2 separate regions of the Homo sapiens genome follow, and region 1 is linked to region 2. Evidence: chromatin loops called from intact Hi-C (ENCODE). Cell type or tissue: adrenal gland. All regions are shown on one strand. Links, peaks and the distances in the headings refer to the core of each region. The heading gives the core; the rest is flanking DNA. Region 1 has its middle 210 kb from the start of LINC01957. Region 2 has its middle 270 kb from the start of KCNN2.

What was found. A loop is a pair of places that touch in the nucleus more often than their neighbours do. Peaks named below come from ENCODE experiments on the same cell type or tissue, not always from the same donor. Only the 100,000 strongest peaks of a DNase experiment are listed, where the experiment ranks them.
Region 1: a loop joins it to region 2, with 5 times the contacts of the local background. A loop is called at or near these places in 4 of 110 quality-filtered maps.

Annotation. Positions count from the first base shown.
Region 1 is chr5:114,784,380-114,796,638 of GRCh38, reverse strand. No RefSeq gene overlaps it. Among named protein-coding and RNA genes, the nearest start is that of LINC01957, 210 kb to the right of the region's middle. In adrenal gland, for the core only: a CTCF peak has its summit at 6,682 (motif pointing right); no DNase peak of the experiment used is centred there.
Region 2 is chr5:114,090,326-114,102,584 of GRCh38, reverse strand. It overlaps a transcript of KCNN2 not described here. Among named protein-coding and RNA genes, the nearest start is that of KCNN2, 270 kb to the left of the region's middle. In adrenal gland, for the core only: no CTCF peak of the experiment used is centred there; no DNase peak of the experiment used is centred there.

The sequences.
Region 1 (12,259 bases), core at 1,929-9,928, 690 kb before region 2:
CATGTATATTTATTGCGGCACTATTCACAATAGCAAAGACTTGGAACCAAGCCAAATGTCCAACAATGATAGACTGGATTAAGCAAATGTGGCACATATACACCATGGAATACTAAGCAGCCATAAAAAAGGATGAGTTCATGTCCTTTGTAGGGACATGGATGAAGCTGGAAACCATCATTCTCAGCAAACTATTGCAAGGACAAAAAACCAAACACTGCATGTTCTCACTCATAGGTGGGAATTGAACAATGAGAACATATGGACGCAGGAAGGGGAACATCACACACCGGGGCCTGTTGTGCGGTAAGGGTTGGGGGAAGGGATAGCATTAGGAGATATACCTAATGTTAAATGACGAGTTAATGGGTGCAGCACACCAACATGGCACATGTATACATATGTAACAAACCTGCACGTTGTGCACATGTACCCTAAAAGTTAAAGTATAATTAAAAAAAAAAAGAACTAAGCAACATCAACAAATATTTATTAAATGTCTATCAGAACCCTGTGCAGATCTGGGACTCCTCAGGACACACCTGAACTATCTTCTTCCTAACAGAGCAGGAAGATTCTTCACCATTTCCATATATTTTCCTTGAAAGACTGTCCCCTCACTCATCCTGGGGATTTTCAGTTATTTCCTCACTACATCAAAATTTAACAATATTATTTTAAGGAATGTCACCTGGAAATAACCAAATTGGTAGCTTACAGAGATCAATCAGTTTCTCAGTTTTGTTTTCTTCTTTTAAACAGTGTGAAGGTAATTTTGCCCGCTGTTAATTGCAATCTATTTAATTACAATGTGTGCAGATGTAAAAGCAAGCACTAACACAGGTTGCAATTAAAGCATCAAGTCAAAAAGCTGCTGAGGTGTCCTGATCATAGAATTAGAGGATGGGTGAAGCCTCAGAGGCCATCCGGCTCATTTTCCTGTTGAGAGGACTTCACATCATGTTTATGTAATGCTTTGTGTACATCTCTTGTGATGGGTTGGGCCTAACATTTATTTTTTACCCACTAGACCCAGTCTAGAAAGATGATAGATATGACTTCATTTAATCTGTCCAGCAGCCCTACTTAAGAGGTATTTTATTTTGATTTGTATTATAGATGAATTAATGATTCTCAGAGAAATGAAATAATTTTTCTCAAATTTTCAGACCTCATAGATGATGTAGAAATGAGTTGAACCCAGATCTACTTGGCTTGATAACCACACTCACCATCGTAGCATATCAATTACCCTTCTTGTCTCATGTGGGAAGAACCTGAGACCCAGAAAGTCACTTACTCAAGGCTCAGTTACGGAATTTGAGATCTGAAAAAGACATTTGAGGGCATGAAGCTAACCTTGCTTATTTTATGAGTGAAGACATAGAGGTTCAGAGAAGCTGGGCTCGGCTTGAGGCCCTCTGGCTGAGAAGTGGTGAAGCAACTACTGGCCCCCAGGCCTTGGGCTCTGGTGCCAGAGCTCAGACAACTTTCCTTCTCCTGCTCTTCCACATCTCACCTTTGAGAACCCAATTCTGGATGATCACTTGTGCTGAACAGGCTGATGCCTGGAGCTTCCGTTTTCTCTAAAAATGGTAAGGGAATAAGTGATGGAGAGTTAAAGTCTCTAGGAACTCCTGTATCATTCTGGGGCTTAGGAGTGTGCCTCCAAAATCTAGGCAAAATGTGGCTCTTCCCTAGCCTCAGGTGCAGAGCTAAGATGACTTTCAAAGCTGTGGATACATACACCCTAAGGAAGAAGCTTAGGCTGCATTTGCAGAGATTGAGATGTTTTGCACAACTGGATAGAATTCCACTTTTGTGAGAGTGGGGTTTTGTTTGTGAATGATGCTTTGTTTGCTGGTGCTTTTCAACCTGGAGGGCCTGTCAATACTGAGATTCCTGGACCCCACCTCCAAAGATTCTGATTCAGAAGATCTGGGCTGAGAATCCATTTTTCATAAGCCCTTGGGAGTTGCTGATGATGCCTGTTGGCAAATCAGAACTCAAGGAGTGAGCATGCATTAATGCACTCACCGAAAGCAATCTGAGGATTAGCAGAACGTAATTATCAAGAAAATATTAAGGATTTCTACCAGTTAGCGCATCTCTTGACAATTTATTTTTCATTGTAAACGACAAATGTAGATTCTACAATTTGTTATTAAGCACAATTTAGATATATGATGGTGAAATCAAGTCTTCTGAAATATGACACCTGCACAGAAGAGTAATACTTAACAATAACAAATTATTTTATGCAGTGGATGTTACTGTTTTTACCCAAACATGAGCATCTACGACATTTCCATTGTTTTTTGTGGACTGCTGTGTCCTTCACAGTAGGTTCAGTTATAAGCATGAATCCTCACTAGTGATCTCAGTCTCCTTGATCTCTTTCTCTCCCTTAGTTCTAGGAGGACTAAAAGTCACAAGCAGAATTATTTTTAAATGGATTCATTCCCCTTTTCAGTGACTGTTCACTGACTAGAAGGTGTATAATCCTGGCAGCATAACTAAGAAAAAAGAATGACTAATTGGTTGAAGGAACCAAACACTGAAGTGAGGAATCACCTTTTAATCTGCAACCTCTCCTTGATTTAATTGGCAGGAGCACTGCCAAATATTTACAGCATAAAAACCATTGAGGGGAAGGAAGCAGTATGTTGTTTTCCCTACACCTCCAGAGATAATTGTCCATGCTGATTCGTGATTTATTTCTTTCACTGAAAACTTAAAGGGAAGGAATGCATTCAGTGAAACAGAAAAAGGAGAACCCAAAATGTGTATTTTTAATTGTTGAAATGAAATAAGCCGCATAAAAAGGCCTCTTGACAGCTTTCATGGTTAAACTTGATGAACACTTTGGTGAATTTTATGAAGTTTATTTGCAAAATTTATTATTTAAAAAAGCACATTTGGAGCACAGAAAAGATCTGATTTTTCAAGCAGCCCATCCCATGTTGCTTGGGAGTGGGAGAAGATACTTGAGAAAGTTGTGAGGGGGGCCGTGCTCTACCCTGGCTTTCCGTCTCCCTGTCTCCCACCCCACTTTAGCCCCTCCTCCTTCCTTTCTCTTGAGTTGTTCCATTCTGTTTCTGGTGGTACTTTTCTCTCTCCAAAAGGAGAAAAAAGGGTTAATTAATGCATCTTCTTTTATAGTCTGCTATTTTGGGAGGTGTGTGTGGCTGCCTTTGAAACTTATTTTATTTAAATTGTTTTTTCATGCTAATGTTTTCTCTCTACCTCATTTTGGTCACTTCTTTGCAGTGCCCTTTCACAGAATGAAAACCAAAGTAGATCCTAGTATCACTCAGAAGAACCCTGGCTTCCCAAATGCCCTAGTAGTCTTGAATCGAATTCTCTTTTATATCTGAGAACTGTAGACATAGTTAACTGTAGATATATTTATTGCTAAGGCTGTTGAGAAAGAGTTTTTTTCCCCTGCTTCTAACAGATTATTCTTTTAATGTAGTGACCCCAAGCTATCTAGTTATGGTTAAGTGTCCTGGAGTTATAATGCCTGAACATAAGTGACCATTAAATGATTAGGTTTTTCTTTGACACTTTACTATTTTGTAATCTTTTCCGTGTAAAAATACTTTCCAAGTTTTAACAGCTATGCCAAAGTCCATCTAACTGATGTATCCACTCCTTTTAACCATTTCTCAGAGCTAAATATTTAAAATTCTTTTTTTATGTAGGTGATGTTTTTTCCTATTTCTGCATTATTTTATCAGGAGACATTCCCAGGAGTGAGATTATTGGGTCAAAGGGCATGTGTACTTTTATAGCTCTTGAGATAGTTTGTCAAACATATTCCAGTGAGTGAGTCCAGTTTCACCTGTGATGTTGCCAGAATTTGATGTTACTATTTAATTTATTTACAACTTTAATAGATATAAAGTGATGCCTATTATTTTAAATTTGCATTTCTTTCACAACTGTGAAGGTAATATATTTAAAATACATTTATTTGCTATTTGTATCATTTTAAAATGTTTCTTTATATGAGTGAATATTAATTCAGGGAATACTGAGTTTATTGGTCACATTCTGGGCAAGGGCAGGATAGAAGGGAGGGTTAGAGGAACGAAGAAAGGAAGGAAGGAAGGAACAGACGGAAGGAAGGAAGGAACAGACGGAAGAAGGGAGAGCTTATGGCTAACAATAGTCATTGGCCGTGGTTGACCTTGCTCAAATATGGGCCCACCTTACAAAACCTGTTCTAATTTATAATTACACTACCATAGGGGACAGTCCAAATATACAAGCTTTAGGAACCAAAGCCTTCTGTTTAACTATTCTTTGCTTCTTTGTTATGAATGTGTTTAGTGTTACCATATGCTCTTCTCCCTTTGAGATGGGCATTTTGCCACGTGTATAATACTTTGAGACTATTAATTACTCTGTATGAAATAAATTATTATATTGTAATTCTCTTCTCAGATGAATCCAGTTCTCCAAAGAACTGAGTTATAGTTTTGTTAGTTTTTAAATAGGCTGCTTCTTATTTTGAGACTTACATGCAGGGGTAGTTCACGTAGCTATGGTGAACTACTGCGATAACTCAGTTCTCTGGGGTCTAGGGAATTTGGGGAAGACATTTGTCACTGGTGACACTCCTGGAAGATGTAAACCTGCTACATGACTTTGTCTGTACCTGGAGACATTCAATATCTCCAACACATTTGTGTGTGTGTGTGTATGTGTGGCTAAAACTAACAAGGATCCATAGACTCATAAGCTATAAGCAGTCTATTTTTCTGTCTCTACCTCTAAGTAGGACAGCCAGCAGGTAGGTTCGTTCAATCATTTGTTCAATCATTCATTAGTTCATGCATGAATCTAGCTCATTTTTATTAAAAAAAATGCTTTGCCAGGTACCCTGCTAGGAACTCTGGTTCAGAATTGTTAAGGGAAGGAAACACAGCCATCCTCTACCTGGATCTCCTGCTGCTATTAATTATTCTCTGATATCTGTCAAGTAGTCCTTCAAAGAGTAGCAAACTTTTTCTAGCGAACCAACTTTAGCTGATCCAACACTCACTTCACCTCACTCCCCCAGCCCACACAAGCCGGTAAATTCTGGAGCAAAGAAAGGAGTTGGAGAAGGATATGTGACTTCAAGATCTGAACGTGGAGAAAATGAGGCCTCATCAGAAATAGAATCAGAACAGGGCAGGGCAAAAAATTAATATTGGCCAAATACCAGACTCTTTATACCGTTGTGAGAATTATAGAAGATGACAAATATAAAGCAGCTGATGATCTGATTTACATTTCTTGAGGGTCTATGACTACTATGTTGAATGAATTGTAGAAGAACAAGAGAAGTTGAGGGCCCGGCAGAGGGTGTTGTGGAGTGGATCAATCACTGGAAAGTGATTGATGGTGGTGGTTTAGATCAGGCTGTGGAGATGGAGAGAGGAGGACAGGGTCCAAATATACTCTGGAAGTTGAAATGACTGCAGTTATTGAATAACTGGATGGGGAGGATGAGGAAAAGGGAATAATCAAGGCTGGCTTCTGGGTTCTCATTTCAGCCCTTATTGAATCAGGGAAACAGGAATAGAGGTGTACTGGGCAGGGGGAAAGTTTGTATTTATGTATATAGGGAAAGAAAAAATTCTGGGACCACCATGTAAAAAATTTGTCTGCAGAAGATAATATGCATTATCTTCTGCAAAGCCCTCCTGGTTGAATATGTGGGTTAGATTCTCGAAGATTTTTATCTCTAAAAAATGTGTGATTCCATTCAGGCATGAAAGCCATGCAAAAGTGAAAGAGGTGTATTGTAAAGTCTTATACCCCATGGAATTTTCTACTTAATAATTGTCATGATAAGAATTACAGCTAACAGTCATGTAGTGCTCACTATGTGCCAGTCACTGTTCTATTACCTATTTAGTCCTTGCAGCAACCACATCACATAAGTTCTTTTACTCTCCTATTTTACAAATAAGGAAACTGTGATATTAGGAAGCTAACTACTCTTCTAAGATCATGCACTAGTAAGTGGAAAAGTTAAGAGGCTTGAACTCTAGCAGACTGGTTTCAGAATGAGTGCTTTCAATTGTTGTGTTAAGCAGCACGAAGGAAAATATGATAGAATTAAGATAGTCTTTTCATGTGAATGCTTAGAAGTTGCTTTAATAACACCACACTGAATTTCTTCAGATGTAAGCGTTGGTTAATCTCTGTTTCTCTGGGTTATGATATTAATGTATGGTCTTATGCATATTCCCCAGAGAGAGAAAGATGGCAAAAAAATTAGGAAGGTATTCTATTTTTGTGTGTATATGTTTGTAAGGAGTGCAGAGACCATCTTTTTAGAGGAAACAATTTCAAAGGGTCAGGTGATACCACATAACCCGTTAGTCACAGAGGTAGCACTGGAACTGAATTTCACCATTCTAGGCCACCGGTATTTTTCTTTCTTTCTTGGAATTTGTTTGTCACCTCCCTCTGCCTTCAAAGGGTGCTCTCTTCATGATAATTCAGTGTGAGAAGTTTGTAAAGGAGGTAATGACTGCAGACAGTCATTCATTTAAAAATAATCAGAGATCCTCCAGAATTAGCAATGAGCACAGGGACTCATAGAAAACCTACCCCCTAAGATTTGCATTCTTCTAAGGATCTTAAGTTAATTATTTCTGCCACTATCTCTAGGTGGCACTGTTTCCTCTCTTAACACTGCTCTGAGTAAGCACACACACTTTTATTGTAATACCTCGTAGTACAATGGAGGTAAGTGAAAATTGTACTTAAATCTTCACTCAAAGCTAGCGGAATAATAACAAGGAAAATCTATTATATAGCCTGTATAATTTAGTTATGTATTTTCTAAGTTATGACACTGGCTTGTTATCTGCAACCTACAGACCCAATCTACCCTGGTTTTTGTCTAGTTGCCACATGTCAAGGGGCTCCAGAACCTGGGAGTTGCTAAATTAGAAAAACAGAGATGGTGAAGTATATCTATCCCTTTGGATAAAAGTAGAGAAGACATGCGTATGTTGAAGGCATCCAGAAGGAATCATGTTTAGAGTGTGGGGTATGTGGGGAACTAAAAGGCAATAAAGCAAATTCATTATTTAAAATAATAAACCTCAGAGAATTAAAGAAAGAGCAACAATAGGTGATAGGTGGCAGATGACTGAGTGGGAGGTTCTTGCAATAGAAACAAGCAAAGGCTGGGATCAGAAAGATGTGGCTGTGAAGATGTAGAAGAAAGGAAAGATGTTGGGATAGAGAAGAAAGCTGGGGTTCCATGAGAATCCAGTTTCACAGAATAAATGGATGTGAAGCACTAAGCGTGACTTCTAGTTTTGAGTCTGACTGTACATACAGAGGAGGAGATGGGAGATAGGTAGAGGTGAATATGCCCAGGCAGAGGAAGACTTTTTTGGGGAAAGAGCCCCCTAAAAACGTTGTTAAAGGAGCATCCCGGGAATCCGGAGAACTGAGGGAATCTGGGGCTGAAGAACGTATTGACTATTGAGTGATTTTTGGTAAGAAGGGAAAGAGAAACATGAATAAGGAAAACCAGTTCTTAGATTTTATCACCGCACACATAAAGCCTTATACTCTTCCCTCCAACATTATCCTATAGGTAATGCACAGAATTTCCTTCAAGCTCTGCCTCTTGAGGTGCGTTTACGTACAGCGCAAAGAAAATGCTGGTGTGTTCAGTTTTTGTTTCTATTTTCAAGCAGGAAATTATTCTTTTTACCAAAGGGAGCTTTTGGTAAATGTCCTTCCTTGAGGAATGCTTGCCCGTGGGTGCTCACAGGAGAGGCAGAGGGCTGCAGCAACCCCTGGCCACAGCTGGTATTTTGCAGACAGTGTGGAATCAAAAACACCCACAGGAGAAATCAGTGACTTAGTGACTGTATGTTGGGCAAATACAAGTAAAGTCCAAGACTTAGTTAAAAGGCTTTGAAACATTAAGGGATTTCCCCGGAGATATTATGTTTCTTTGCAGAAAAGATCCAGACAGACTGGCAGAAGGACTATTCCCTTGGGTCAAAGGTAGGCCTGGCAGCAATTCCACAGGAAAAGGGGGCTGAACACTATAACTGGAACTCACAATTATCTGATTTTTTAGAAAGACATAGTAAGGAAAATTCCAATCATCTATAAAAGTAGACAGACTAGTATAGTATACCCACAATTCAACAGCTATCACCTTGTGGCCAATTTATTTCATCCATCCTCCTTTGTTCCCAAAGTATTTCTAAAGCATATCCCAGATATCATATTATTTTATCTGTAAATATTTTAATACATATCTATGAAACATCAAGTTAGCATTCAATCTTCTAAATGTGTCATAAATGTCACATTTTTAAAAATCTTATTTTGTTTAAACCAGGATCTAAATAAGATACATCCATTATTATTGGTTTACATGTCTTAAAGTCTATAGATCCCTACACTATCTTTTTTTTGTTTATTCCTTGCAGTGAACTTGGAGAAGACAATTATATTCTCTAAATTATCTGAATGTAAGCATCTCTGCGGCAGAAACTGTTTAGACATTCACCAAACCTATTTCCTTTTCCTCCTAGACACACAGCTAAACCAAATTTCCCAACCTTCTTTCTCGTTAGGTATGGCCAAGTGACTGAGTTTTGGCCAATGGAATATGGGCAGAAGAGATGGGTGTCACTCATGCCTGGCCCATAAACACCTCCCATGTGCCGTTCTCATTATTGTTCCTCTTTCCTAGTTAAACTTGGAAACTACTTATTAAACATGGTGGAGCCACAAGATGCAAGGATCCTGCATTCCTGAATCAGCACTTAGGAGGTGGCTCCTAGCCACTCCAGAGCACCTTCTGCTTTGTTACTGAAATTTTTGGTTTATTTGTAGCATCTGCTAGCATTTCCTTAAATACAATTTTCTGTAAGTTTCATTATAGAGCACTGGCTCTCAACCCTGACTACACTTACAAATATCATGAGATGTTTTTAAAAAGACTGATGCCTGGGCTTTTCCCTGGACCAATTAAATCAGAGCATTTCAATGTGGTGATATTTACAGAGAGCACAACATGTAATTCTAACATGTTGGCAGGGTTGAGAACTACTGTAATCAACTGTGAGTTCAGCTCTTCTTAGGGACTCCCTTTTTCATTTTCCTAAAGTGCTGAGCTGAAAAACCTCTTTAGATATTGTTTCGTTTGTACTGTACAGATACTGGGCAGGAAAAGGCTAGCTGGTTATCAGTTAAGATTCTGGCATGTGGTAAAATCTAGTATACAGCCTCTCACCCTCCAGCTGCCATTACGGAACACCTTTTAATGAGATTTATTTCTTTCTAGGCCACACTGGCACACAATCTTCAAACTCTATAGCAATTCTCTATTTACATGTATGTTTCTGCCAGGAGACGAAGATCCCTCCTGAGAAGAAGAGCTCTACGTCCTGTCCTGGTGACCCGCTGACTGCAACAGGGTTAGACATGTAGTAAGCTTGTATTAATTGAAGTGTATAATTCATACTACTGGTGAATGAACCAGTGAATGAACTCATCATTGCAGAGATTATATGGAAATTATGATGCAGAGCATTTTTTCCAGAGAGGAGAACTAGGTGCAAGGAGAAATGAAAAAACAGCTAATTCAAAGGAAGTAAAGCAAGGCAGCTTCTGGTAAATTTGTCTTGAAGGAAAAGAATGTACAGGAGAGAAAAGTAAAACCCACAACATCATTAGAATCATGAATGATATAATAGTAAACAAATATCCAAATCTTACATTAGAATTGAAAGGGACTCAAATAGTGATCTAGTCCAGTGATTCCCAAAGTGTTGTCTGTGGACCCCTGGGAATCCTTAAGACTCTTTCAGGGAGTCTCTGAGATCAAAACTGTTTTCATAATAATACCACATATTATTTACCATTTTAGTTGGGTTGACATTGGCATCAATGGCAGGAAAGCAATGATGGGTAAAACTGCTGGCACTTTAGCACGTGTCAAGGCAGTGGCACTAAACTGTACCAGTAGCCATTGATCATACTCTTAACGGCCACACATTCACAGGCGAAAAAAAGCCAGTTTACTTAAGAATATTCTTCATAAAATGGCGCAAATTGTTAATTTTATTAAATATTGACCATTGAGTACATGGCATTTGCTATTCTGTATCTGCTGCATACTGAAGTACAACGGTAGCCTCTCTGAAAAGCACTTCTGTGGTTATTTGAGTTGCTAACTGAACTACCTACTTTTTTCAGAGTATAGTATTCTTACTTGACCAAATAATTGAAAAACTAGAGTTATTCAGACTTGGGAAGCAGGCATACATTTTTTTGAGAATAAAAGAAGTAAGCCTGCTAACTGAAAAACATCTGAAAGTATTTGCTGGTAATGATAAAATTTGAGCTTTCAAGCAGAAATTAGAATTTTAGAAAACATGCATCCATGTTAAGATAGATGCAGCCCACATAAACAAAAGCTTTTTACGTTTCTCGATGATTCTGAAGAGTGTAAAGGGGTCCTGAGATCAAAAAACCCTGAGAACAGTTGCTCTAGTTCATTACCTCATTGTTCTGATGGGGAAACTGAGGTATATACTAAAGAGGTGAGGTATTAAACACCAGTGGAATAAGTTGTCAAAATCGAAGTGATATTGTTTCTTGTGCAGAAGAAAGTATTTTCAGACAGAAAACAAACAACTCCTTCCTAGAAGTGTCTCTGTTGAGTGTTTTTATGACCTGTAAATGCACTTGCCATCAATGGAGATTCTAAGCTTGAATGATATATTGCATGGTGTAACTTACCAAAAAAAGTGATTTACTTTATTATTCTAAATTTTAAAACCTTCAGTATGGATTCCAATAACTTATCTTTTTGGAAAAGTACAATAGAAAAAACAAAGAAAGGAGCAATAGTAATAAAAAATGGGCAACTTATGCTAATTAGAGCGGGTGAGTTTCTAACCTGGGGACAGAAGTCCAGGGTCCTGTTTATCAGCCCAAGTGACCACAGGAAACAGGATAGAGATATGACCTTCTGCAACAATATCCTGCTGGGAGAGATGTGACGGTGGGGGACATAGCATTCCTTGAAATGTCTTCCCTTCAGGTGATATCAGTGTCAGAGACAGAAGAAGACTCAGCCAACAAAAATCTGTTAAGGACCCGTGATGCTGAATTTCAAGTAATGAAGTATTGCGGTTATTGCAGAAAAGCTCAGGGTCTGAGGAAGTGGTATAGAAGACAGCGAGGTAGGTTTCTGGTAGACAGTATGATTGTGCAGTCTACTCTTCACCCAGATCCACTGAACATTTAAAGTGACAATGATTGAAGTCTTAGGCACAGTCCTGGGCAAAAGGGGTCTTGCACCTGAGAAACACCCAATCTAGCTTCTGGCAGCCGCATATCCTCATCACAGCAAAGGGTCTGCAGGGCTGAGAGTATTCTCCCTCACTCCAGCTCACACTGCCCACTTCTAGACCATACTCTGGGTTCAGGGTTCCTGGAATTCTCTACATAAACAACCCCCATCCTGTATCAAGGCGGGGTCCATCCTTTGAGGATGGTCCAGGCACTAAAGTGTGGCCTCTAAGTCTGAGGGGTGGCTATCTGAAGGGAGTGTGGATGGAGCCGGACACATGGTCTGTGGTGTCCATGCTCAGACCCATGAGGTCCCTGGTGCTACAGATGAACCAAGGGTCACAGAGTAGCTCTCCTCGTGCCACCTTATGCTCGCACAAAACTCTGAGGAGTCTACAAATTCTACACATGAATCTGCCCTTCTCTAGTTTACGACCTCATTTTGTCAGGGTAGGAGGACAGAACGTTTTTATTTCACAGTGGGATTCCATCTGTACTCTTGTCTGGGGTCCCAGAAATGTTAGGGGCAAATCTCTTCTAAACCTTGTTTGCAGACACGCTGGCTGACCTTTAGCACTGGAATGTTTTGGGTGAGCCATGGCCTCTATCCCTAATCATTTCTTATCCAGAAACTCAAACTGCAAGATCATGACCTATTCATGCATTGTGAATTCTTAGCAAAATAAACATGTTTGTGTGGAGGCATTATCTCCGAGAATTTTACAAGTCATTAAAGTTGTTAGGGGTTCAGTTAGCTTCTCCTTGAGGGGGCATCAACTTTGCTTTAAGCACAGCCAATGGACTGTGTTCAGAGCCAGTGGGCACACAGTGGACACCCTCTTGGGTATCTAGAGTGTTTGCCTGCTTTTATTGCTGGAATCTTCCCCATATATCAGTCCAGAGAGATGGTTGCCCC
Region 2 (12,259 bases), core at 1,719-9,718:
ATTTAAACATAATACCTAAAACCATAAAAATCGTAGAAGAAAACCTAGGGAATACCATTCAGGACATAGGAATGGGCAAGGCCTTCATGACTAAAACACCAAAAGCAATGGCAACAAAAGCCAAAATTGACAAAAGGGATCTAATTAAACTAAAGAGCTTCTGCACAGCAAAAGAAACTATCATTAGAGTGAACAGGCAATCTATAGAATGGGAGAAAATTTTTGCAATCTATCCATCTGACAAAGGGCTAATATCCAGAATCTACAAAGAACTTCAACAAATTCACAAGAAAAAAAAAACAAACAACTCCATCAAAATGTGGATGAAGGATATGAACAGACACTTTTCAAAAGAAGACATTTATGTGGCCAACAGACACATGAAAAAAAGCTCATCATCACTGTTCATTAGAGAAATGCAAATCAAAATCACAATGAGATATCATCTCATGCCAGTTACAATGGCAATTATTAAAAAGTCAGGAAACAACAGATGCTGGAAAGGACGTGGAGAAATAAGAATGCTTTTTCACTGTTGGTGGGAGTGTAAATTAGTTCAACCACTGTGGAAGACAGTGTGGCAATTCCTCAAGGTCTAGAACTCGAAATACCATTTGACCCAGCAATCCCATTACTGGGTATATCCACAAAGGATTATAAATCATTCTACTATAAAGACACATGCACACGTATCTTTATTGCAGCACTACTCACAATAGCAAAGACTTGGAACCAACCCAAATGCCCATCAATGATAGACTGGTTAAAGAAAATGTGGCACATATACACCACGGAAAACTACGCAGCCATAAAAAGGATGAGTTCATGTTTTCTTCAGGGACATAGATGAAGCTGGAAACCATCATTCTCAGCAAACTAACACAGAAACAGAAAACCAAACACCACATGTTCTCACTCATAAGTGGGGGTTGAACAATGAGACCATTTGGGCACAAGGAGCTGAACGTCACACATTGGGACCTGTTAGGGGGTGGGGGTAAGGGGAGGGACAGCATTAGGAGAAATACCTAATTGCAGACGACAGGTTGATGGGTGCAGCAAACCACCATGGCACATGTATACCTATGTAACAAACCTGCACGTTCTGCACATGTATCCCAGAACTTAAGTATAATAATAATAATTTTAAAAAAAGAAAAAAAAAAAAAAGAAAACCATAGATGGTGCCACTGGCATAAACCACTATGTAAATGGCGCCACCTAGAGATGTGATTACACCTACTGCACCAGGACCAATATAATCCTGTGCAGGACAGTGCCTAAAATGTAAAAGTTTGAATCATATTTATGGGATGGATGACTATTGAGCCAAATATTCTCTAAAATTTTTCCTAATTCTAAAATTCTATGACTACTCACAAAGATTTAAAAGTGGACCACAGCTGGGTATAAACAAAAACTACCAAGCAAATTATATCCAAAAAATGTAAACATGTACCAAATAATATTCAGTTTAGAATTTATGGACAGAGCTTTAATATCCAACCATAAGAAATAAAAGTTATAATAATAGTGAAAAATATAAAGTTATTAAAGCACTTAATGTAAGTATATCCATAGGTCTGTATATAAAATAAGGATATTATATAAATATTTTGAAAAGAGATCTACAATATTGATATATTAATAATTATATATAAAATGTAATGTAACTATGGACTTATATTCTTCTTAACTAAATGTTTTATAATCCACTATTTCACTATTCTTTTCCTGTTCAAACCTTCTAATTTTGGCCAAAATGGACATCTCCATATCGGGTTTTGAATACGTCTTATTTTCTGGCCTAATAAAATAGTTTAGGCTTGGCTTATACTTCTCCTCTGACCCGGAATCCATAATTTCTCCAAGAAGCCTTAGTTCCTTTCATTTAGAAATCAAAGTCTGGGCTCCAGGGATCTCCTTGTCACTGGGGACTCATTGCCTCTTGGCCCTTAAGATGGGCAGAGCACATACATACACACACTCATAAACACACACATACCCACATGGATACATATATTCATACTGATACACCCAAGAAGAGGATACTTCCTCTCTTCTTTTCATTCGTAGTTTGTTTCTGCATTCTCTGCAGTGAGAACACTGGTTTCCATGAACAATATACTTAGTTCCTTGATTAATCCTATAATACTCAAAATCCAGCAATACTACACCCATACCCAGCAATACTATTCCAACAAGAAACTTAACAAATTAATATTTCTTTGGGATTCATTTTACTTTTAAAATATATTCCACTAAGGGAAGAAAGCTAGAGCTCCATCTATAAAATCTACCTGGACTACTATTTTTTTCTTCTTTGTAGTTATTTTATAAATTTGCTGTATATTTTGGGTCATTTAATCTTGGGGGTTTTCCTTCACCCTTTTAAATTTATTTCTCCTATTGGAATACGTAAAACATTAATATGGCTCAAAATAAAATCTACATTAAAATTACACTCAGGTCTCATTCCTTTCTACTGTTTTCATCCACTGCTTGTAATTAATTTCACTCATTTCTGATCTATAAGATTGAGATTTATAGAGATGTTTAAATTAGGAATAAGATATTATAACATGATAGATTGTAATTTGTGAAGAAATACATTGAGCATCTCATATCCTATGGAGTTCATACAAAAGTACAAAAGACTTACTTGAATAATGTATTTAATATTTTATAAATAAAAACTTTTCTTTATATATATTATTTAAAAGACACCTTTTTGTGTGAGGACCTCTCTAATGTCAAAAATATAAATCAATTCAAACGTAATACCTATGGTCATTATATAGACAGTCTTTTTGACTAAAACTTTTTGAAAAGTAGGGCTACTATATCTGAAGAAAAGCAATCTGGTCCAAAAATTTTTCCAAGAACAAAATCATAAATAGCACAATTGCCAATGAACTCTAAATATGAAGTGAAAAGACTCTAAGTCAGGTATGGTGGCATGTGCCTGTAGTCCCAGCTACCTGGGAGGCTGAGGAGGGAGGATCCCGTGATCTCAAGAGTTTCAGGCTATAGTATGCTATGATTGCACCTGTGAATAAGCAATGCATTCCACCCTGGGCAACAGAGTGAGATCCTGTCTTTTCAAGAAAAATAAAAAAGACTCTAATAATAGTCTTAACTTTTCCTCAATGTAGTTGCTAGGACTTGGTCAAGCAATTTTTCTCCTCCAAGTTTTTGTTTTCTTATGTGCAAAATGAAAAAGGAGGTGGAAAGAGGAAGTGGGAGTAACGCTTTTCAGTTCTAGCAATTGGTGATTTTTTATAATGCTATAATCTTGCTATAATCTGTATTATATATATAATCACGCTGAGAAACCTTGGCCTACATATTTATGTATGTGACTGGCCCCAAATTGGACTGGTCTTAATACTGGAGGAAGAACCTGGCTGCCTATGTGGTGTGGTTCCAGTAGTTCAGGGTACGTTTTTTGTCAAAAGAAAACACTTATCACATCAAATTTGATGAATTATTTATTTTCAGAATAAAGTCAATCCTTTGGAGAAAAGCCTAATATGTGGTAAAATTGCTTCAAGTCATTTATATTTTAATATAAATAAATGTTTTGTGTTATACAAATTTTATAGCTGGGAGGGATATTTGTGGATTAAGCCTTCTCTCAAGGATGTGGAGTACTTGGTTCCCAGTCTGACAGTGAGTATAATGTCAGATTCTAGACTGGAGCCAAAGCCCTAGATTCACCCCTGTGGAAACTATGTATGTAACCAAATGCCACTGGTACCCCCATAAATTTATACAAATAAAAGAGGGAAAAAAAGATTGGAGCCAAATCTCTGTGCCACAGGTTTCATGTTAATTCTATGACATCACAGAACCTTTCTTTTTCTTTGGGCAATCCTCCATAAAAGAGAAGTGTGGTAGACCAGCGGTCCCCAACCTTTTTGGTACCAGGGACCAGTTTCGTGGGAGACAATTTTTTCACGGACATGGTTGGGGGAATTGTGCAGGGGGGAGTGGGGATGGTTTCAGGATGAATCTGTTCCACCTCAGATCATCAGGCATTAGCTGGAGCTTGCAACCCAGATCCCTCACATGCACAGTTCACAATAGGGTTCATGTTCCTGTGAGAATCTAATACTACCACTGATCTGACAGGAGGCAGAACTCAGGCAGTAATGCTCACTTGCCTGCCACTTACTTTTTGCCATGCAGCCTGGTTCCTAACAGGCCACAGACTGGTACCAGTCTGTGGCCCAGCAGTGGGGACCCCTGTGGTAGACCAAACAATGGTCCCTAAAGAATCCAAGTCCTAATTCTCAGAAGCTGTGAATGTTCCCTTACATGGTAAAAGGGACTTTGCAGATATGATTAAGTGAAGAACCTTGAGATGGAGAGATTATCCAGGTAGATCAAATGAAATCACAAGGGTCCTTAAAAGAGGGATGTAGGAAAGTCAGACAGAGAAGAAGGCCATGTGATGACAGAAGCGGAAAGAAAGATGATGAGCTACGGAAGGAGCACAGCCTCTAGAAACTAGAAAAGAGAAGGGAAGGGATTATCCCCTAGAGCCTCCAGAAGTGAACCAGCCTTTCCGACACCTTAATTTCGGCCATGCAAAATTCATTTCAGACTTTTGACTTCCAGAACTGTAGGAAAATAAACATGTTGTTTTAAACTACTATGTTTGTGGTAATTTGTCACAGCAGCAAAAGGAAACAAATAAAGGAGACTGAAGGAAGCTTAGGACACTGGAGACAAATTAGCAGAATATTCAGAGGAGGTACCAGGGAGGAGGTGGACAAGGTGCTTACCAATGGCAGCTCACTTGATAAATCTAGGGGGAGCTAGTGGCCACTCTCAGAGCTTAAGATGGAATAGAAGTTCTAATCAAAGAGTCTGTGCTCTAATACTTTAAGTGGATGGGGAACTTTATATGCTTTGTTTGCCCTCTGAAGAAAATAAGAGCAAAAGAAAACAAGAGACGTTCATGTTTAATTGTCTGCTACCTTCAATAGCGGCAGGACTGGGCAGGAAGTGGCGAGAGACAGCATTTTAATATTTTGACACTCAGCCAGGGGAACAAGCTATAGTGAATGAAACCTACTACTGTCTTCAGGCTACTTCAGATCCACCATAATCCATGAGGTAGGAATGAATGCTAAACATATACCCATGACACTAGTGACCATCAACTACAGGACACAGAGACAGTTCTCCAGCAGTGCTAATGGATTTGCACAGGTATTACAACAGTCTTTATCCTTTTAAATGCTGGAACTAACTTGCAGATCAGAGGGTTTGTAATCCGAACAAAATGAAATTGACTGGACCCTGTGGGAAATACCTCCCCAACCATGATTACTTTCCATCATGTGAAAACTAAGATTGGACCTATAATTAATTTGTAATGTCACCTACAAGAAAAAGAACTTTCATAAAAAGCATATTTCCCGAACAATGTCTATCAAATCTAACCATTCAAGTAGGTCTACTATTTGGATCTAATACTTTCAGGATACATTTATGGAAAGAGGTGTAATTGCCTAGAGTTCAGAGTTGAATAGATCTGGGTTCAAATCTCTGCTCCTTTACTTACTAGCTAGGTAACCCTGGGCCAGTTACCTGGTGTCTCTGAGTCTCAGTGTCTCATCTATATAAGGGAGGTAATAGCAGAACTTGCTCCACTGGAGTAATGGAAAGATTAAGTGGGATATGGTAGGTTTAGTTACAGTAGCTATTATTCTGGCCATCCTCTAAAAGATTACAGATGAATACTCTGTCTCCTTGAGCCATCTTTCCTTTGTTTGCATGGTTGTCAATTAGGATGGTAGATCACCAGGGTTTCTGTGGCAGAGTCTCCAGGACTTTCCAGTGAGAAATGAAGCCTGTGGGGAAGAGAAGTTATGCAGGGAAGAGAAAGTCTGCAGGAAAGAGTGGAACACAGGAGGAGTACCACGAGGGAGAGAGGGACCTTCCTGGGGCTACAGTGAGATTTCCCACATCTGTGGGAGGTGAGTAAGAACTTCAAATCCAGGCCTGGATTCTGCACCATAGCGCCTGACAGAGACAGGAGAGGAGAATGATACCACATGGAATGACTCTGTGATGTACAGGTCATGAGTATATAGCTTGGTTTCAAGTCTCTTCACTATCTAGATAGTGCAAGTCCTTATTTCAATTGTATTATGTAATAGAACTTGTAAATTGAGATTGTATTACCAAATAAGCCAGGGATCCAGTGTAGCATGGTCAAAGTTAGTGTATAGTTGTTTTAACTGTCTTTAACCTCCAAACCATGGCCTCCATATACGAATAGATTGCTGTCTTGATATTATGTGTTAAGCAGTTTAAATGCCTGATCTCACTGAAACGTTAAAATAATCCTTAGGAAAAGGTACTCATGCTGGGTAGTAGTTGAGATTCATAGCCAATATCACAGAACCTAGAGAGCTGGAGAATCACAGTTTGAATACAAATCTATTTGACTGCTGCTGAGCCTGGCTCTCTGACATTAAGTTACACTGCTCCTGGACAGTGATCTCAACCTGTGGACTCAGTCCCCAGGGGACTTCAAGGTATGGCAAAGGATCTATAGATCCATAGGTGCATTTTCTATAGGCCAGATAGATGACATAGCCTGTTTTTAAATAAATGTAATACTGATATGCTTGAAAAAAGACAGACTGGCATATATAAATGTAAACTTAAATATCCTGGACAACTGGACTATTCTCAGCACAGTGTACAAAGGATACAGCAGGTGCATATATGGAGTCCAATTTGGAAGTCAAAAAAAATTATTGGGGGACACAAGGAGATATGTCTAAGGCAAGTAGACTACAGCAGGGAGAGGAGTCCCATCCTAGGAAAGACGAGCTAAAAGGAGTTAGGTAGGCCAAGCCCTAGAGGAAGCCTGCTGTACTAAGCAGAGAAACAAGGTAGAAAATGCAAATAAGAAAATTAAGGCCAACTGAATGGTGCTTAAAAACATGCTCCCTGGAACAATCAGAATTGAATCTTGGTTCTGCCATTTGCTCTGTGACTCCAGGCAACCTTGTTAAATGGAACCTTTTATGATATAATTTGTAATTCCACTGTGATGCCAAATCTCTCCCAGGATCCAGTGAGATGAGGTTATAATCTGCCTTCGTTTTAAGTCCAAGTTACCTTCTTCTCCTGAGGCTCATAGGGATGTCTGAGCATTAAATGAGATAATATGAATTAAACATTTAGCACAATGCCTGGCAAATCTTCCTCTAAGCCTTGTTGGGAAGTTTAAAAGAGATAAGGCACAGTGCCAGAAACCTCACAAGTGCTCAGCAAAATGATAGTTATTATTATTAAGCAGGTATTTATTTAGCCAAATTCTGCTTCCTCTCTCTCCCTGAAACACAGTGATGTTCTGTGTCCAGGCCCACCTAGAGACAACAGATGTAAATGAAATTACCACAAACATAGTAGTTTAAAACAACACTGTTATAAAGATACCCCAAAAACAACAGATGTGGTTAGAGAAAAGAAGCTGCTTCATATTCTTCACTCTCTACTCTAGAAGACAGGCTGGAATCAGGCCTCATGCATATTGCATATAAAATAAGACAATATTTAAAGCAGTAGTAAAGAACAACAGCCATAAGATAAAGCAGTTGATAGAGAAAATTATCATATAAAAATATATAATAGAAAACCAATATTATATAAAAGCAGGATTGAATTATAAGAAAGCATTGAGTACTCCATTGTATGGTCATCAAAAAATAGTCAATAATGAGGACCCTAAGTTTCCAAGCAAATAGATGACATTAGGAGAGTTCTGATTCAGAGAGCAAAGCAGGGAAGTATGCAACAGATCTTAGAAGGATTTCAATCTTATAATTGTCAAAATAGGTTTTTATAAACCGGTTTTGGTACTTAAAGTGTTTCTTCGGAATTCACTTATGAAGCAGCTGTCTCCAGCAAAGCTAAATTCAGGAGGTGTTACTGTATTTAACCTTTGAAAAATCACTTTACTTGTTCCTTTTCTTTTCTTATTGTTCACAAAGCATGGAAGTAGTTTTTCCCCTAAATCCTAAGCCCAATTATCTGCCATTTGGTCTTCCAGAATGGCAGGACACTGTCTAGGGACATGAAGGCCAGCCAACACATGTTTAAACAAAGAAGAAGAATCCTTTCTTCTACCCTGACTAGACAACTACAGAGTCTTTCGAAAGATTCTGCAATGGTATAAGCTGAGATGCTCAGCTTGGATCCTTCTCAACAATTTTCAGATTTAAAATGCTCAGGTCTGGTGGGGTAAGTGTGGTTCTACAGATAATCTATTCTGTGCTGAAGACCTGAAAAAAACAGAATCTGGCCTTGAGGGAGCAGGGCAGGTAAAGAGTGTCACAAAACAGCTACACAGATATCCATCTGCTAGGGTGCAAGCAGGAAAGTTACACAGTCAGACAGCAAACTCTCTTTGGAAACAAAAACAAGGTCACCCATAAATAAGGCAAAACAAAAAAAGCAAACAAAAAACAACCCAAACAAACAAATATATTTATTCTTAAGTAGCATGTTACTTGGCAGGTGGAATGTTTAGCTGAAATGAGAACAGGTTTTAATCAAGTCTCCCACACTATATATACATAGATTGGTTCCTTAACCTTACAGAGTCTCAGTTTTTCACCTATAAACTGAGGTGAGAATATCTGTAACAGGGAAAATTCTTTAGGTTGTACTATGGTTAGGCTTTATGTCCCCACCCAAATCTCATCTTGAATTACAATCCCTATAATCCCCACTTGTCAAGGGAGAGACCAGGTGGAGGTAATTGGATCATGGGGGTGGTTTTCCACATGCTGTTCTTGTGATAATAAGTGAGTTCTCACAAGAGTCAATGGTTATATAAGAGTTTGGTATTTCCTCCTGCATTCATTCTCCTTCCTGTCACCTTATGAAGAAGGTGCCTTGTTTCCCCCTCACCTTCCGCCAGGAATGTAAGTTTCCTGAGACTTCCCCTGCCATGCTGAACTGTCAGTTAATTAAACCTCTTTCTTTTATAAATTACCCAGACTTGGGCAGTTTTTTATAGCAGTATGGAAATGGAGTAATACAGTAAATTGGTACTGGGAGTGGGGCACTGTTAAAAACATACCCAAAAATGTGAAAATGTGAAAACAACTTTGGAACTGGATAACAGGCAGAGGCTGGAACAGTTTGGAGGGCTCAGAAGAAGACAGGAAGATGTGGGAAAGTTTGGAGCTTCCTAGAGACTTGTTGAATGGTTTTGACCAAAATGCTGATAGTGAGATGGACAATGAAGTCCAGGCTGAGGTGGTCTCAGATGGAGGTGAGGAACTCATTGGGAACTGAATCAAAGGTCACTCTTGCTATGCTTTAGTAAAGAGACTGGTGGCAGTTTGCCTCTGCCCTAGAGATCTTGAGCAGAGAGAGAACTTGAACTTGAGAGAGTTCAACGTTGAACTTGAGAGAGATGATCTGAAATTGGAACTTATGTTTAAAAGGAAAGGAGAGCATAAAAGCTTGGAAAATCTGCATCCTGACAATGTGACAGAAAAGAAAAACCCATTTTCTAGGGAGAAATTCAAGCAGCTGCAGAAATTTGCATAAGTAACAAGGAGCCAAATGTTAATCACCAAGACAATGGAGAAAATGTCTCTAAGGCATGTCAGAGGTCTTCACGGCAGCCCTTCCAATCACAAGCCTGGAGGCCCAGGAAGAAAAAATAGTTTCATGGGCCAGGCCCAAGGCCTTGCTGCTTTGTGCGGTCTCGAGATTTGGTGTCCTGCAACCCAGCCATGGCTAAAGGGGGCCAACTTACTGCTCAGGCCATTGCTTCAGAGCAGGCAAGCCCTAAGCCTTGGTGGCTTACAAGTGGTGTTGGGCCTGTGGGTGCAAAGGATTCAAGAATTGAGGTTTGGGAACATCTGCTGAGATTTCAGAGGATGTAAGGAAATGCCTGATGTCCAGGCAGAAGTGTGATGCAGGGATGGAGCCCTCATGGAGAAACTCTGCTAGGGTGGTGCAGAAGGAAAATGTGGGGTCAGAGCCCCCACAGAAAGTCCCCACAGGGGCACTGCCTAGTAGATCTGTGAGAAGAAGAGGGCCACTGTCCTCCAGATCCCAGAATGACAGATCCATTGACAGCTTGCACCATGTACCTGGAAAAGCCACAGAAAATCAACAACAGCCTGGCCGTGAAAGCAGCTGGGAGTGGAACTGTACCCTTCAGAGCCACAGGGGCTGAGCTGCCCAAGGCCATGGGAGCCCACCTCTTGTATCAGCATGACCTGGATGTGAGACATGGAGTCAAAGGACATCATTTTGGAACTTTAAGATTTAATGACTACCCAGCCAGATTTTAGACTTTCATGGGACCTGTAGCCCCTTTGTTAAGGCTAATTTCTCCAATCTGAAACAGGAGCATTTACCCAATGCCTGTACCCACCCCCGCTCAATTATATCTTGTAAGTAACTAACTGGCTTTTGATTTTACAGGCTCTTAGGTAGAAGAGACTTGCCTTGTCTCAGATAGACTTGGACTTTTGGGTTAACGCTGGAATGAATTAAGACTTTAGGAAACTGTTAGGAAGGCATGATTGGTTTTAAAATGTGAAAGAAACATGAGATTTGGAAGGGGCCAGGGGCAGAATGATATGGTTAGGCTTTGTGTCCCCACCTAAATCTCATCTTGAATCATAATCCCCATAATCCCCAAAATCCCCATGTGCCAAGGGAGAGACCAGGTGGAGGTAAGTGAATCACGGAAGCAGTTTTCCACATTGCTGTTCTCATTATAGTGAGTTCTCATGAGATCTGGTGGTTTTATAAGCATTTGGTTGTTTATCCTGTGTTCATTCTCCTTCCTGCCACCTCGTGAAGAAGGTGCCTTGCTTCCCCTTTACCTTCAACTATGATTATAAGTTTCCCAGCCACAATGAACTGTGAATCAATTAATCCTCTTTCCTTTATAAATTACTCAGTCTTGAACAGTTCTTTACAGCAGTATGAAAATGGACTAATATAGGTTGCAAGTGAAAAATACCCATCTTTCATTAGCTTAAGGGAAAAGGAATTTATCTGTTCATGAAACAGCTTAAATATGGCTGGATCTAAGACTTCAGCCCACTGGGAAATATTTTTTATCTCTTCATTTCATCTGAACTCAGGATCTTAACCTCATTCTCTCCTACTCTAATCAATTTGGATATTTCAGGTAGCTCCGAATTTATATATATCTAGTAACAGAACCCCTAAGGCAAGAGGACATGTTCCCCATATTGATTTCAGTAGGAAAGTGCCAAGGAGAGCTCTCATAGAGCCAAACAGAATTACATTCAGGTTTTCAACCAGCCACTGAAGTGGAAGGGGAGGGTGGTTAATTTTGACTGACCACCAGGGGAAAATAGCCAGGGGATAGCAGGAGACTGTGATTAACAGCCTTCCTGGAACTCTAGGGCACACAGCTGGGCACAGTGGTTCACACCTGTAATCCCAGCACATTGGAAGGCCAAGGCAGGTAGATCACTTGAACACAGGAGTTTGAGATCAGTCTGAGCAACATGGCAAAAACCCATCTCTACAAAATAAAATAAAATAAAATTAGCCGGGCATGGTACATGCCTGTAGTCCCAGCCACTCAGAAGGCTGAGGTGGGCAGATCACTTGAACCCTGGAAGTCAAGGCTGCAGTGAGTTGAGGCTGTCCAGTCTGGGCAACAGAGTGAGACCCTGTCTCGATTTTAAAAAAAGGGTGGGGGGCAGAGATTCTCCAACGGAAAACTGTAAGGTGGCTACTGGTATTGGAAGAACAGGAATAGGGAAAAGTACTAAGTCTCCACAGAAGATTGCTACAATATCTTTCTCAGGATAGTATAATGAGGATTAAAATAATAAAGTGAAAAATACATTTTAAGCCATAAAGCTCTATTCAAATGTTCTTTCTTCAATTTAAATATAGCATATCTATATTCAATGATGTATACACATATACACATATATATGTGGTATATATATGTATATATATACATACATATATATATAGAGAGAGAGAGAGAGGAAGAGAGAAAGAGAGGAAGAGTGAGGGAGAGAGAAACAGATAGTAATGGTTATGAATTCAGTCTTTCCTGTAGAACACATAAACCTGTGAATATTTTGTCCAGCCTTCCAATTTAAGATGATTATTTATGTCTGTTCTCTGCAAAGAAATAAACCACTTTTCCTCCTAGGTTTTAAATGTACTTATAATTCTTTCTTCTGGACGTTTTAGCTCATTGCTA